Linked DNA regions of Homo sapiens: region 1 is linked to region 2. The links are chromatin contacts, found by Hi-C or POLR2A ChIA-PET in ENCODE. All regions are on one chromosome and are shown on one strand. Each heading gives the region's core, a stretch centred on a gene start or an enhancer-like site at or near the end of the contact. The rest is flanking DNA. Distances are from core to core; before and after follow the strand shown.

Region 1 (6,962 bases), core at 4,245-6,744, 130 kb before region 2:
CAGCACTTTGGGAGGCCGAGGTGGGCAGATCACCTGAGGTCAGGAGTTCGAGACCAGCCTGGCCAACATGGCGAAACCCCGTCTCTACCAAAAATACAAAAATTAGCTGGGTGTGGTGGTGTGTGCCTGTAATCCCAGCTACTCGGGAGGCTGAAGTAGGAGAATTGCTCGAACCCAGGAGGCAGAGGTTGCAGTCAGCCGAGATCGTGCCACTGCACTCCAGCCTGGGAGACACAGTGAGACTCCATCTCAAAAAAAAAAAAATAGCACAAATTGTGTCATCGGAAAGAGCCACGTTCAAATCCTAGTTCTGCAACCTATTGTGTGCATATATTTTGGGCAAATTATTTTACCTCTCTGAGTCTCATTTTCTACATCTGTCAATCAGATGAAAGCAACACTTCCCTGACAGGGTTGAACTTGATTTAAATGTTTATTATTTGTAAACCATTTATCCACCATTGCTGGCATATTATATGTGTCCATTCATTCATTCTATTAATTTCATTGGACAATTTATTTATTCACTCAACATCAATATATTTAATGATACACATTGAGCACTTTGTATATGTTAGAAACTGTTTTAGGGTGCATCAGTAAAGTCCCAACCCTAATGTAACTCACATTCCATTTGGGGAGGCAGGCAATAAGTAAGTGGATAAGCATGCGTTATAATGACAGAGTGATAAGAGCTACAAAGGAAAGTAAAACAGGGTAGGGATATAGAAGGTGGCACAAGATGCTATTTTTGGTCAAAAACCCCCTCTAGAGAGATCACAAATGAATGGAGACCTGACAGATGTGAGAGAGCAATCTACTGGAAATTTGTGATTCTTTTCCCCTTTGCTTCCTGGAATGATTGTTGATAACAGAAAACCTATCAAGCATGCTAGCTCCATTCAATGGTCGGTTCAGTTAACTGTGTAACTATGATCATCTTTAGAGGAATGGACCTAGATCAGAACACATGTGTTTCTTTATAACTCAATTCTGCCACAAGCCCCATCAATAACTATGAAATATTTTGAAAATTAATAGTATTGTTATACTAAATAAAATTTTTAACAAAGGATGCCCAGAGAATGCTTGTGTGAGGAAGGGTGGAGCAGTTTCTACTGGTCAAAGTGGAGAGGTATTAATGAGCAATCAGACTAAGCCTCTGTGGTGTTTTTTAAAAGCACCAGTGACTAGGCTATTGGTTTATGAGACCCTCTAGCCCTCCCTGCGCTGCCTATCTCTACGGAAGTGAAGAGCCCTGCAGGGTTTGGAGCTGGAATAAGGTCCAGATTTGAATACATTAGAGATGGCTTTGAGCTCAGACTCATTGCAGATGACAGGTCTGGATTCTTGGACCACTCCTCAATGCTTGACATTCAATGTCAGAGGTCAAGAAAACTCCAACAGTCACCAGAATGAAGCTCTGCTGGCTACATCCTGCTCCTCTGAATATATACTTGTTTCCACCTTGTGTAATATCATCATGCAGAATTGCCCCAAATTCATAACAGTGTTCAAACTTATGAGAGAGCACCAGACACGGCCAATAAAAAGTCAGAGGAATTCACATTGGATTGCTTGGTCTGTGACAGCATTCACCCTCCACTTACCCAGGAAATTATTCCAGTTCCATCTATAACTCAAACAAACTTGGGTTTGAGTTGAAGGTGACTCAAACTTGGGTTACCTTATGATGTTTCAGCATTGCATTCATTCAAAAGAGATACCAGTTTAATATTTTTCCTAAAGTAGTAAAAACTAATTTAAATCTTTACCGAAGTTGCTTGGAAAAATGCTACAAGGGAGAAACTCGCTATAGGGCACACTCTACATGTTTTAAGCATCCTCTTTACCTTCATTCTATTTTCATTGTATTCATTACAGAAAGGAATCCGCTCAAATGTCTCTTTTCTCATCCATCCCTTCTTCATCTCTATTTTTCTTGGCTTTTCTCCCTCACTCCCTCTCTCTCCTTAATTTCACCTTTATTATTAATTGCCCTTCTTTGAGTTCTAGGCTATTCTAATGTACACTAATTTAGCTTTTCCCTAATCCTTTCATTTCAGCCACTCTTTCCATTACCTTGATATCTACAACAGTAATCCAGGCCATGGCTCCATGATTACCAAAGAGTATTTCCTTCTTCACCAGCTGACATGGTTGGGGGAAGCTGTGAATACCTAAATGCTATTATTTTTATTGCTCTTGAAACTCATTTTATAAATCTTTTTGAGTGCCTACTCTGCCCAGCATCATGGCATACACACAGTGGTGAAAAAGACAAGTCCTCTTCCTAAGGATATTAAGGATCTTATTGTCATGTTAGGCAGACAGACAAGTTCATAAACTTGTGGTTCTCAACCACGGTGCTGTGAAACATTCACAAGTGAGCAACGGATTTTAGATCAGGGTACGATTTTCTTTGTTGTTCTCTCTGAGGATACAGCCTGTCACTATGATGTCAGTCAGATGGAATTAGATTGAGAAGGTCTTAGACTGGGAAATGTGATTGAGCTCCAGGTGCCACCTTCTCTGTGGGAATGAAACAGGTGAAGCACAATGTTAAACCCCTGCCGAATCAGATGTATAGTTTACTGACTCACAGGAGAAATGTGCTTTGTGCACATATAAGAGGGAAGGCAGGCAATAAACAGTAAAACAATGCTGAGGAGAAAGTAATAGCTGTGAGTGCTTTTCTAGGCACCATAAGATATTGTACTGGATCAGTGATCGTGTTGTCGCTATGGATGACTTGTTTAGTGCTGTGTTGAGACTTTTAGTCCCTTCAAGTGAGACTTTCCTAAACTCTAGTATTTCTAGGTTAGCAGTAAGACAAAAGAAACTGAGAATCACAAACCAGGAAATCGCAGATGGATGTGGAAATTGACAGGGTGTAATGGGGACTCAGAGGAGGGGAGCCTGCACAGTCTGGTATGTTTGGGATGAGGGAAGCAAACAGCAACAGGTGCAAAGAGAAGTGGCTTATAAGAACAGCGGCATAGGATTGGCATCTGGGTCTTAGAAATATAGCATTCAGTGGGTTTCCCAGTAGACTTTCGTTTTAAAAATATATATAAATTATTCCTGTTTATTATTCATCTATCTTCAAGTAGCTGAGCCAGAATTTGAACCTAGGTCAGTTTGACTTTTCATCATGAATGCTTCCCACTCTGACATGATACTTTTTGATTGTCACACACATTATACCTTTGTGGCAGAAGCAGACCCATGAGTGGGAGGTCTCTCATTGCATCTGTTTCTTCCAAGAGCTGGGACATTACGAATGTTTTTTGAATGTCTACTTCAGCAGGGAGGAATTCCATAAAATGAAGTTTGTTTGTATTGGTTTGGTACCTAGAAATGCTCAGGGAGTTCCTTCCACTCATGATCCTAAAATGTGTCACAGCAACAGCTGAGGAGGTGGCCACCATGGGTTTGTGTTCCTGGAGTGGCAATGTCCAGAGAAGAGTTGGTCTGAGCAGAGCGTAGCTGCTGCCTTGTGCCAGCCCACTCTTCTATTTTCTGCTCTGACACAACAGCAAAAGCTGCTTCACTGCTGACTTCTCATCCATGCTATTGTCTTTCCATACAACTTTCATTGTCCCTTCTGCTTGGTTTTCTCTCACAAGATTCTGCATAGGCATAGATTTAGTTATTATAGCTATTGGTGGAGAGCTGGTCCTTTTAGTTTTCTTTGACCATTCCTTTAAATAACTCCCCTGTCCAACAAGGAAAAAAAGTAAATATTCCCATGAAAACAAAAAAATATGCACACAAAGAAGGAGCACCTTTATTTCTTAGTAATCAGAGGCAAAATATAATGCCAGAATATTCTTAAACTCCCTCAGTATTAAAGATATAAACCAACTGCCCTTATCTTCTTTTTTTTTTTTTTTTTTTTTTTTGAGATGGAGTCTCGCTCTGTCGCCCAGGCTGGAGTGCAGTGGTGCAATCTTGGCTCACTGCAAACTCTGCCTCCCAGGTTCAAGTGATTCTCCTGCCTTAGCCTCCCAAGTAGCTGGGATTACAGGCACCCCCTGCTATGCCCAGCTAATTTTTGTATTTTTAATAGAGATAAGGTTCTAGCATGTTGGCCAGGCTGGTCTCTAACTCCTGACCTCAAGTGATCTGCCTGCTTCGGCCTCCCAAAGTGCTGAGATTACAGGCGTGAGCCACCGTGTCCGGCCTTCTGACTCTTAATAGCAAACAAATAGATGAAAGAACATCTGTCAACAATGTATGACAGTTTGAGAGTCAAGGGGGTTTAAGCAATCCACCAACTTTCTGGTATGGATTAAGTCTCAACCCAGCATCAGATACACGCTTGCTCTTAACACACCTAAAAATGCGAAAGGATCTTCACTACCCAGAAAAGAGGTTTTCAGCCTTTGTTCAGTCAAAAAGTACCCTTTTAGATGAAGTTTTAATCCAAAGTCTAAGAAATCTAAACCCCTGAAGCAGATAAAAATGAAGCAGCTCTGATCAGGACAAAGAAGGCATCCTGCCTCCCCTGCCACCCTCTCCTCCTCCATGGAACTCTGAAGCTCTGACAAAGCAGATTAAAAGGCCAAAATCATGAGGGGGCTTTAAAATGTGAACATTGTCTGGTTCTGAACTACCTTGTCCCTGTCATCCCCTGTCTACATTCCCAACTACAAGCTCTAAATGTCCAGGTGAAGCCTCCTTATGGGTCTTTATATCTCTCCTGGCCGAATGTTCCATAGATACTTACTGAATTAATACGTGACTGGCTGTAAATGTACTATGGGCATCTATACATGAAAAGAAGAAAAGAACGGGAAGCCTGATCTCAAGGGGTCAACAATTTAGTCAACAGAAAAAATAAGAGTAGGTTAGGAAAATGGTTAAGTACAAACAGAATGGAAGTCCCTGTTTACACAAGCAGCAGCCCCTCAGAGAACACCTTTATGGAGGAAGTGGCATTTGCACTTTCTCCAAGGATGAATTAGGACTGATTAGGTAGTGAGAAGGCAATTCCTGCTGGTGGAATGCAATGGAGCTGAGAATTAGTAATAATGCCTTTTTGTGGTCAGGAAAGAGACGGTCTGGCAGGAAGGAAGGACTACCACTGGGGAGGCATAGGAAATATGCATGGATAGATATGCTGAGGCGAAGCTGTTGGGCGCGTTATAAATCAAGCAGCAGAGTTGGGTGTGGTTTGATTTGTAATGTGGAACCATCATCTCTTCTTAACTAGGAGAGTGCCATGCAGAAAGCAGTAAATTAAGATCTTGAGGAGAGGAAAAACGTGATTCAAGTCTTACTTAGACTAAGAAAATTTGTCTGGCAGTGTTGTGCTGAGGAAAGAGAGTAGCTAGAAGGCTGTTTTAATAATGAATGAGCTCTCTTCTTTTCTGCTGATAAGGAGATGCAGATGCCTACACTCAAATGCAGAAACTCCCATATAATTTGCAGCAAATGCTGACACCAGCCCTCGTGGCCCTTCTTGTGCAGATGAAAGGAACCCAATGCTGGGCTTAAAACAAGTTGGTACGTGTTTGCAAACAAGTACATTTGAAACAAAACAAAGCAAAACGAAACTAAAACATAAGTAAAGCACTCTCAGTGTTTTACAAACTCAATGACCATCTTGATTATTTTAAAACTCCATTTCTATGCTCAAAGTTGTGGCAGTTTTTTATTTTATTAATTTGAATTTTTAAAACTTGTATCATCAATGTGCTGGTTTCTGTATATGTTTCTTGTCAGCAGAAGGGGTCATGTGTAGTTTGTGTGCATTTTAAAATTGCGAATCTATCTCACCCCTCCTTTAGTTTTAGACTTTAAATGACTTGAGGTATTCTGCTTTGCAACACCCTGTAGTGCCTAGCTCAGTGCTCTGAATATGGTGACTAGTAAGTGAATACAGTGGGTCATGGACCTCTCAGACCTTGTCTTCAGCAGGTCCCCTCCATCTTTGCAGATTCCTAGCTTTCTTGCTTTATAACCTGTGGTTCCTCCTGTTTGAAGAAGGGAGAGAACCACTTCTGGTTGTTTTCTTCAATTTTGCGTCATCAGTGATAGATTAGCATCACCTTGTCACGTCTTTTCACTAATGTCTTCCCTTCCTGTTTTGCTTTTGGGACCCATCTGTTTCCATCTTAATTTGGAAAAGAAGGGACTACATTAAAGGAACAATGGAATCAACAAGTCTAATATATGATTCAGACAAATTCCAAAGTTGCTTTTCTCCAAGGCAGAATTTGCACACAGAAATTCACGTTCATTAGGCTAAAGGCAGAGCGTGTCAAGTCAGCTACAGGTTTAATTGAGAGGTCAGAACCTTTTCTCTCTGTCATTCCCACTGAAGACATCATTAGAGCTACAGTAAAATAAGAGAATGTCACAGAATGTCAGCCTAGTCATAGTGCAACTGTTCTTTTTCATTAGTGACTCAGCTGGTTGCTATGGAAACCTCACTCTAGTATCAGGGATACTAGGGCTGATGATTCTCCGCCTCTATTTTCAGTTAGGATAAATTGTGCTCCCACCTCATGGGCTCCTGCCATGATATTTATATCTGGGTCACGATAATAAAGCCAGTTGGAAATATGCCTGTTGAAATTCTAGCCAGGCAGAGAGGCTTTCTACTAAAAGGAAGAGAGAATATAGGATTTCTAGGTTGATTTGAGCACCAATTACCCTGTAGGAGAGCAGGTATTCCCTTCTGCCCGGTACATCTCATGGGGAGATGGCTGTTCCCCTCACGGTCTTCTCCTATACGTTCTCTAGCCTGGCGGGCTGCCTTAGGAAAAATTAGATTGTCTATTTTCAGTGTCCCCTTCCCAGCTCACCCAGGGGACCACTGATTTAAATGCTTACACTGAGTGGACCCAGTACCACTTCATTTATTCACTCATTCATTTAATTGCAGAATAATTATAGTGGTCCAAGGATCATGTTAAATAGCATGTGTAGTTGCTAATTTGTACCCTAGTCAT
Region 2 (6,507 bases), core at 853-3,352:
TGTGAGAGTTTACTTGGCCCTGTTAGGTATATAAACCAAATGTTTATTCCAGGCTTCTATGGTGCTCCATTTAAGACAAATGCCTCATTAATGAGAGAGACACGGACCCTATTGCCAACACTCTGCCAAACTGATTTACTTGAACAATAATAAGAAAGGGACAAATATGTTCCTCCTCTGACACATCTACCGTTATAAAACATTTGCCCTGGGCTTCTCTTGCCTTGCTAGTGCACAGTTAGTGTCTGTCTGCTGTGAGAATGAAACACCCTTGAGAGCTTGAGGCCACAACTCAGGCCGAGGTGTGAAGGGAAAAGAAGACAGCTTACCCAGCCATCAACATTCACACATGTGGATTTACAGAACAGACAACAAAGCTATCAATCGGAGCCCATTCCATTTCATCTCATGTGAGTTACATTATTGTAAAACACTTAACCATGTCACATGGCTTATTAACATTGGCATTTGATTTTGTAAAGATGCTTTATGTTTAAAGAAATTATGTAGTGCACATTTCTGCAAACGTGGAGGCAAATGAAAAATTAGCACTACAGAGCCTGATCCTCCACCAAGTCTTGTCTCATTTGCTTCTTGTAAGGAACATCTCTTGCTTCCTTTCTCCACTTGTTTATATGCTTTCTTTCCAACCTTCTCCCCTTTCTTCTATTTCTACAGCATAGATCGCGCCCTCGGGCGGTTGAGCTTTAAAAAACAACAACAACAACAACAAAAAAAAAAACAAACTTCCCAGGTGCAGCATACTCTCTCAATTCCACCTCCCGGCGATTTTACTTTTGGCCTGAGTCCAACACGTTCCCAAGAGCTGGACACAAGTTGTCACGATCATGAACCTAACCACACTCCCCCCTGCGGCCAATTTCCTATTTTGCTGTTCAAAAGAGGGAAATGCACATATCAAAAGGAAAACAGCTTGGTGCTGGCCAGCTGCAGAAGGGTGGAGGTCTTTGGTGCTCAGAAGAGAGAGCAGCTCCTGCGGCAGTCCTGCGTGTGTCGCTGTCCAGACCTCGGTGCTGAATACTAGGCACTGGTATCTCCCGCCAGGTTCAATCCCTCAGGGTTCGAATAGGCTCCACCATGGGAGACTGAACTCACTTCCCTAGGGTGAGGGGTGGAGAATTCATTTAGATGTTTCCTTGCTCTCCTCCCACAGGAAACCATTTTTCCACAAAGAGGCATTGTGCATTTTATGGGAAAGTAATGGCACAGCTCCAGCTCAGCACCAAAGTGAAGAGCTCTACTGAGGCACAATGGAAAGTCGAGGTAAATAAAAACTGCTCTTTCCCTCCCTGAATCAACACAACAGCTTTTGGGATCCTAGATCCCCTTGTTGACGAATTCTTAAAAATATGTTTTTTTAAAATCACATGATTAATCATTTTACTGATAAACACCCTAAAAGGTGGTGGTGGCGCTGGCTTTGCAATATCGGAGTATAACTACTGATATTGTTTTACTGAGGTTGAGAAACAAAGGGGAGGAGGGAAGTAAACTTGTAAACTAAGGTGGCTTGAATGGTTAAAAATTCATTTTTAATAGTATTGCTTTAACATAGACATGCTAATTTTCTCAGACAATTTAGAACAGAATTGGGACAGTAGTAGCTTCCCTTCTTCTCCTTACTCTCCTAGCCTCTCTCTTTGAAAGACCTAAGAGCCTTGTTCTTCATAGCAGGTGCTGATGCCCAAAGGGCCATTATAAGAATCCTATAGCCTCCCCCCCTCCCCGCCACACACATGAGATAATAAAGTAAATACAGAGAAAATGGATGGAAGGGAGGGAAAGCACTCCCAGCCTTTGATTCTTGGTAGTTATGTTCAAGTGGGGCACTTCTCTTTGAAAAGTGAAAATGTTTCTCACGGTACAGAATTTATGGGCAGACAAGGAGCAGACTTAACTGATCCCAGCAAACAGTTCCTTCCTTTTCCTAATCCCTGGCTGCTTATTTTAGCCGCTTCTCCGCCCCGCCGGGAATACCATTCGGATCTTAGTCCAGGTAGATCTGACGTCAAGAGATGGCTTTCGTCGATTTGACGTGTAAACACTCATTTCCATTCTGGCTGGGAAGGGCTGGGGCTCCACTCAGCCTGGAGACCGAAGCGCTTCACTGAGCGCTCGCCGCCGCCCAGCCTCTCCTCTCGCGCCTCCTAGCTCTTCGCAGAGCAACCAGGAGCCAGGAGTGGTCTAGAGCCCGAGGGTGGGAAGGGGGAGTCTGTCTGGCTTTTCTCCTATCTTGCTTCTTTTTCCTCTTCCCTTCCCACTCTTGTTCAAGCGAGTGTGTGAGCTATGGAGCGAAGAGCCTGGAGTCTGCAGTGCACTGCTTTCGTCCTCTTTTGCGCTTGGTGTGCACTGAACAGTGCAAAAGCGAAAAGGCAATTTGTCAATGAATGGGCAGCGGAGATCCCCGGGGGCCCGGAAGCAGCCTCGGCCATCGCCGAGGAGCTGGGCTATGACCTTTTGGGTCAGGTAAGAGTTTCCACTTTCAAGAAACTTTCTGGGGCCCCAGGGGACTGGCGGGACTGGAGCGCGGTCTTCCAAGTGGGAGCCCCAGGTTGCACTCTCCAGAGCCCAGAGTAGCAAAGAGCAAGGAGCTGCTCCAGCCCTCGCCCCTGTCGCGCTTGGAGAGAGAGAAAGCTTGCATTATTTACTGTTTAGGCTGGGCGCAGCCAAGCAGAAGGAAGCCGCTGCAGCTGGGTAGGGCTTATGCTTACTGTTGGCCGCTCTAGAATTGAAATCCGTTCCCGCGCGGTTTGGAAGAAAAATCCCTCCACGCTTGTTCAGGGAACTTGAGATACACTCAAGCTCTTACCAACCAAGCGCCCCCGGGAGAAGCAGTGCGCTCCATCCCCCGGGACTGAGGCGGTCTGCGTCAGGAGCCGGCTGTTGCCTTCTTTTCAATATGGCAGCATCAGATCCAAGTCCTGATGCAAGGGGCTAAGCAGGCTTGGGGCTGTCCGCCCTGGCAGCCTGTAAGGGCACGCCCAGGGCATTGGAAGAGTGCCAGCTGCTGGGACTCGCGACCAGGAGGTTGGGAGGCCGCGGAGTAGCCTGGGAAGCTGGGGGGAGAAATGGTGGGTGAAAGACACGGGACCATCTATCCCCGCGACTCTCTAGGGAGCTCCGGCTTTTCACTGGGAACTTATAAAGTCCAAGCTTCATAACTTTGCCCGGCCAGTCCCACTGCAGGGTCGAGATGCCGAACTGACTATGGGGAAGGGATCTATTTCTTTCTTGTTCTTCAGCCAAGTACGTAATCGTTTTCCCGGGAATTTCAGCTTATTGTTGCCTGTCCAAGTGAAGGCTTGGTCGATAGGTAGCTGGTTGGAGGTGGGTGGGCGTCAAGACATTAAGTGGGAGACTGCTTATAGCTGAGCGATTCCGAGGGGACCCTAGGGAGTGTGACTTCTAGTCTAGAGCTTTCCTTTCCTTGGCTCGGAATCAAGCCCTCGCCCCCTGCTTGGGAAGTTGGTCTGCATTGAAGCGTGGGAGGAGGCAGTTGTAAAACATTTTGGCGCGTTTTTTCTGGAGGTGGTGGTTGAGACGCCGCTGGAGTCACGGATGAGTAATCGGCGGGGGCGTTGGCGATTCTGTAGACCGAACCCTCTGGGGAATTCGCCTGCTCTTGCTAGAGGCTTCATTCTCAACTTTATAAACCAAATTGTCTTTGAAATGCCCGAAAGGAAAATCAATGCAGATTGGCTTCCTGGTGTCCCAGCAGCAGATGAGTCTTTTGCTTTTGGCCAGCCCTTGCCCTCGTGCCAGGCTCCGTGTTAGGGGCTGAGGAATAAGAGGAGGGAAAGAAACGCTCTCAAGTAATCAAGAATCTAGAGGAGACTAGCTTAGAGATAAATGATTGCAACTGATTGTAATTTGTGTAATCATAGAAGTTGTACTTGAAGTCTCAATATTCATTGGTTGAAGGAATGAAAGTAGTAGGGAATTCGGGAGGGGTGAATGAAAACTGCCCAAAGGAGAAAACATTTGCTCCGGGAACAGAAGTCAAAGGTTGCCAGGAGCACATAATGAGATCGGAGAAGACAGTCTAGGCATAGAAAACAGCTTGTGGGAAAACAGTGAGACATAATACAGTTTAGTAGTAAGTCTGGGAATTGCACGCAATTATTAGGAATTTTTGAGACCCAAAGAGGGTATGAGTAGCAGAGGAAATTGTGCTGGTGGGTACTGTGGACATCATACAAATCATGTATGACCTATGGGGGTGGACACTGGGGATTTAATTGTGTATTCCTTGAGCAGCTACTGAAAGGCTAAATAGCACTGGTAACCGTGTAGGAGGAGACTGGGGAAGACAGCAAAAACTAAATCTCTCTTCTTTTTCCCACCTGTTAGCTCTAGGCATGCATCTAAACCTAGACCATTCAATGTGAAAACTGCTTTTCAAAATAAATAAACATAAATCTTAATAGTAAAAAACAATACATCATCATTCTTGGGAGGATCTTTGAGTAAGGGATAGCATAGTCACAAAAGCATTAACAAATAGTGGGGGAAAACCATCTATATTTATATATGATTTACAATACTATCTTTCCTCTAACCATTTTTAGTTAAGATGGCATTACTAACAAAAGTTTTAAAACAAACTTAACAAAATTATTTTATTAGAATAATAATTCTTTGTAGAAGGCTGATAGCACGTTCCTGGTTCTGCTTATTTCTCTTTTTGTTTAATATTACTAAAATTACACTAATTTAGCATTACTATATTGGGTACCTTATTGCCTCAGGATAAAGCTTGGATTAAGGTAGTGACAAGAAGAAAAACCAGTTGACAGCAGAGAAAACAGAGCTAAGCACTGGTGATCTTTTTCTGCGGCTGCTGATTTCTCTCCCCAGTTCCATCCACAGCTTATAGGAAGATTCACTGAGATTCAGGCTTGGAGCAGGGCCTAAGCTTCTCTATTTTAAAATTCTCTGGGCGATGAGAATCACCAATTTAAAGAACACGTTTCTTCTGTAATATACTGTTGTCAACTGTTTGTTTCTTAATTTTAAAAATGCAGGGTTACCTAGAGGATTTGGTAGCCTCAAATTTAGTACTGAGTAAAGGGAGACTAGCTCAAAAGAATAATGAATATAGTCCTAAATGAACCAAAGATGTCAATAGATACCCGGAGAAGTACAAACCCTCTAAAGTGGGACAACTGCCCTAAATGTAGCATGTTCTTTTCTGAAAGCCTTGAATTAGTGGAAAATCAAACGATCACTAATAGTGGCTAATAGCAATTTATCACTATGAATTCAATGGCTACATTTTATAACAACGATAATTTATTTTAGTGGAAAGTGGCACTGACCATAGATAGTATCCCAGGTGTTTGCCTGCTTACCACAAATAATTGTTCTTTGAACAGATATATTTGATTAAATGAGCATTTTAATATGATATTGTCACACATGAAAAACATGTATTTCCTCCAATGTGTGTAAAATAGAAGCATCACTAGCCTCCTACTGTGAGCTAATGAATATACTGTGAACTCAAGCAATAATATTCTGAGGGTCATCTTAAGACCTCTATCAGTGCCTTCTTCATGAAGAATGTGGATGGAGCTGGAGGCCATTATTGTTGGCAAACTAACACAGGAACAGAAAACCGAATACCGCATGTTCTCACTCACAAGTGAGAGCTAAATGATGAGAACACGTAAATACATAGAGGGGAACAACATATACTGGGGCCTTTTGGAGGGTGGAGGGTGGGAGAAGAGAAGGGATCAGAAAAAAATAACTAATGGGTATTGGGCTTAATACCTGGGTGATGAAATAATCTGTACAAAAATACCCCGTGACACAAGTTTACCTATGTAACAAACCTGTACTTGTACTGCTGAACTTAAAAGTTTAAAAAAAGAAAAAAAATATTAATTTCAGATACCAGGAATGGGCTTAATAAAAGTTGCCTATCTCTAAGTTAGCTGAGTTTTAAACTAGTCCATATATACTTGTTTGGGAACGTGGATATTTATTTTATTTCTTTCCTTTTATAGATTGGTTCACTTGAAAATCACTACTTATTCAAACATAAAAACCACCCCAGAAGGTCTCGAAGGAGTGCCTTTCATATCACTAAGAGATTATCTGATGATGATCGTGTAAGTGTTGTACATTTGTCTTCAAACCAATACTCTAGCTTATCTGCTTTCTTTATGATTTCTAATAAAAACAGAAGCATTTTGCAAATGTGGTTTTTTTTTTATTGTGACCAAGATTGTTTATCTGTATTATTTCTAATTTCTTTCCATAAAATTATAATGGCACATAATAATAACAAGATTGGGTTGAATTGGTTGAGCCAAAGTTAATTTTACACATATATACGCAGTTTAATTATATAATTACATATATATCTAAAGTTAATTTTATATGTACACTCACAAATTCAGTCTAAGAGCATGAAAGTGAATATTTAAAATGAGAGGGCAGCACTAATAAAAATGTTTGACAATACAGTCAATCAACAAC

What was found. Hi-C counts contacts between places; a loop is a spot of excess contacts on that map. ChIA-PET counts read pairs that join two places held with the same protein, here RNA polymerase II (POLR2A). Pooled maps may share reads with other maps.
Region 1: a loop to region 2 is called in a map of heart right ventricle, with 1.9 times the contacts of the local background. The contact joins the enhancer-like site here to the promoter of PCSK1 in region 2. A Hi-C loop is called at or near these places in 1 of 168 maps with a recorded cell type or tissue (heart right ventricle), 1 of 37 single-sample maps with no recorded cell type and 2 of 50 pooled maps. POLR2A ChIA-PET finds 5 or more read pairs at or near these places in 1 of 52 experiments (activated CD4-positive, alpha-beta memory T cell).

The regions. Positions count from the first base shown.
Region 1 is chr5:96,565,508-96,572,469 of GRCh38, reverse strand. The region is part of intron 4 of LOC101929710 (a long non-coding RNA gene); the gene reads right to left. It also overlaps a transcript of CAST not described here. Among named protein-coding and RNA genes, the nearest start is that of CAST, 93 kb to the left of the region's middle. RefSeq lists a silencer at 6,159-6,359. Within about 2 kb of position 5,494, at least 3 of the 41 ENCODE cell types and tissues checked have a DNase peak (open chromatin) inside an H3K27ac peak, as active enhancers do.
Region 2 is chr5:96,428,843-96,435,349 of GRCh38, reverse strand. PCSK1 (proprotein convertase subtilisin/kexin type 1) reads left to right here and starts at 2,102. Exons shown (of 14, transcript NM_000439.5): 1 at 2,102-2,487; 2 at 6,033-6,137. The coding sequence starts at 2,308. The region is part of intron 4 of LOC101929710 (a long non-coding RNA gene); the gene reads right to left. It also overlaps a transcript of CAST not described here and the pseudogene LOC102724070. RefSeq lists silencers at 950-1,069, 931-1,225.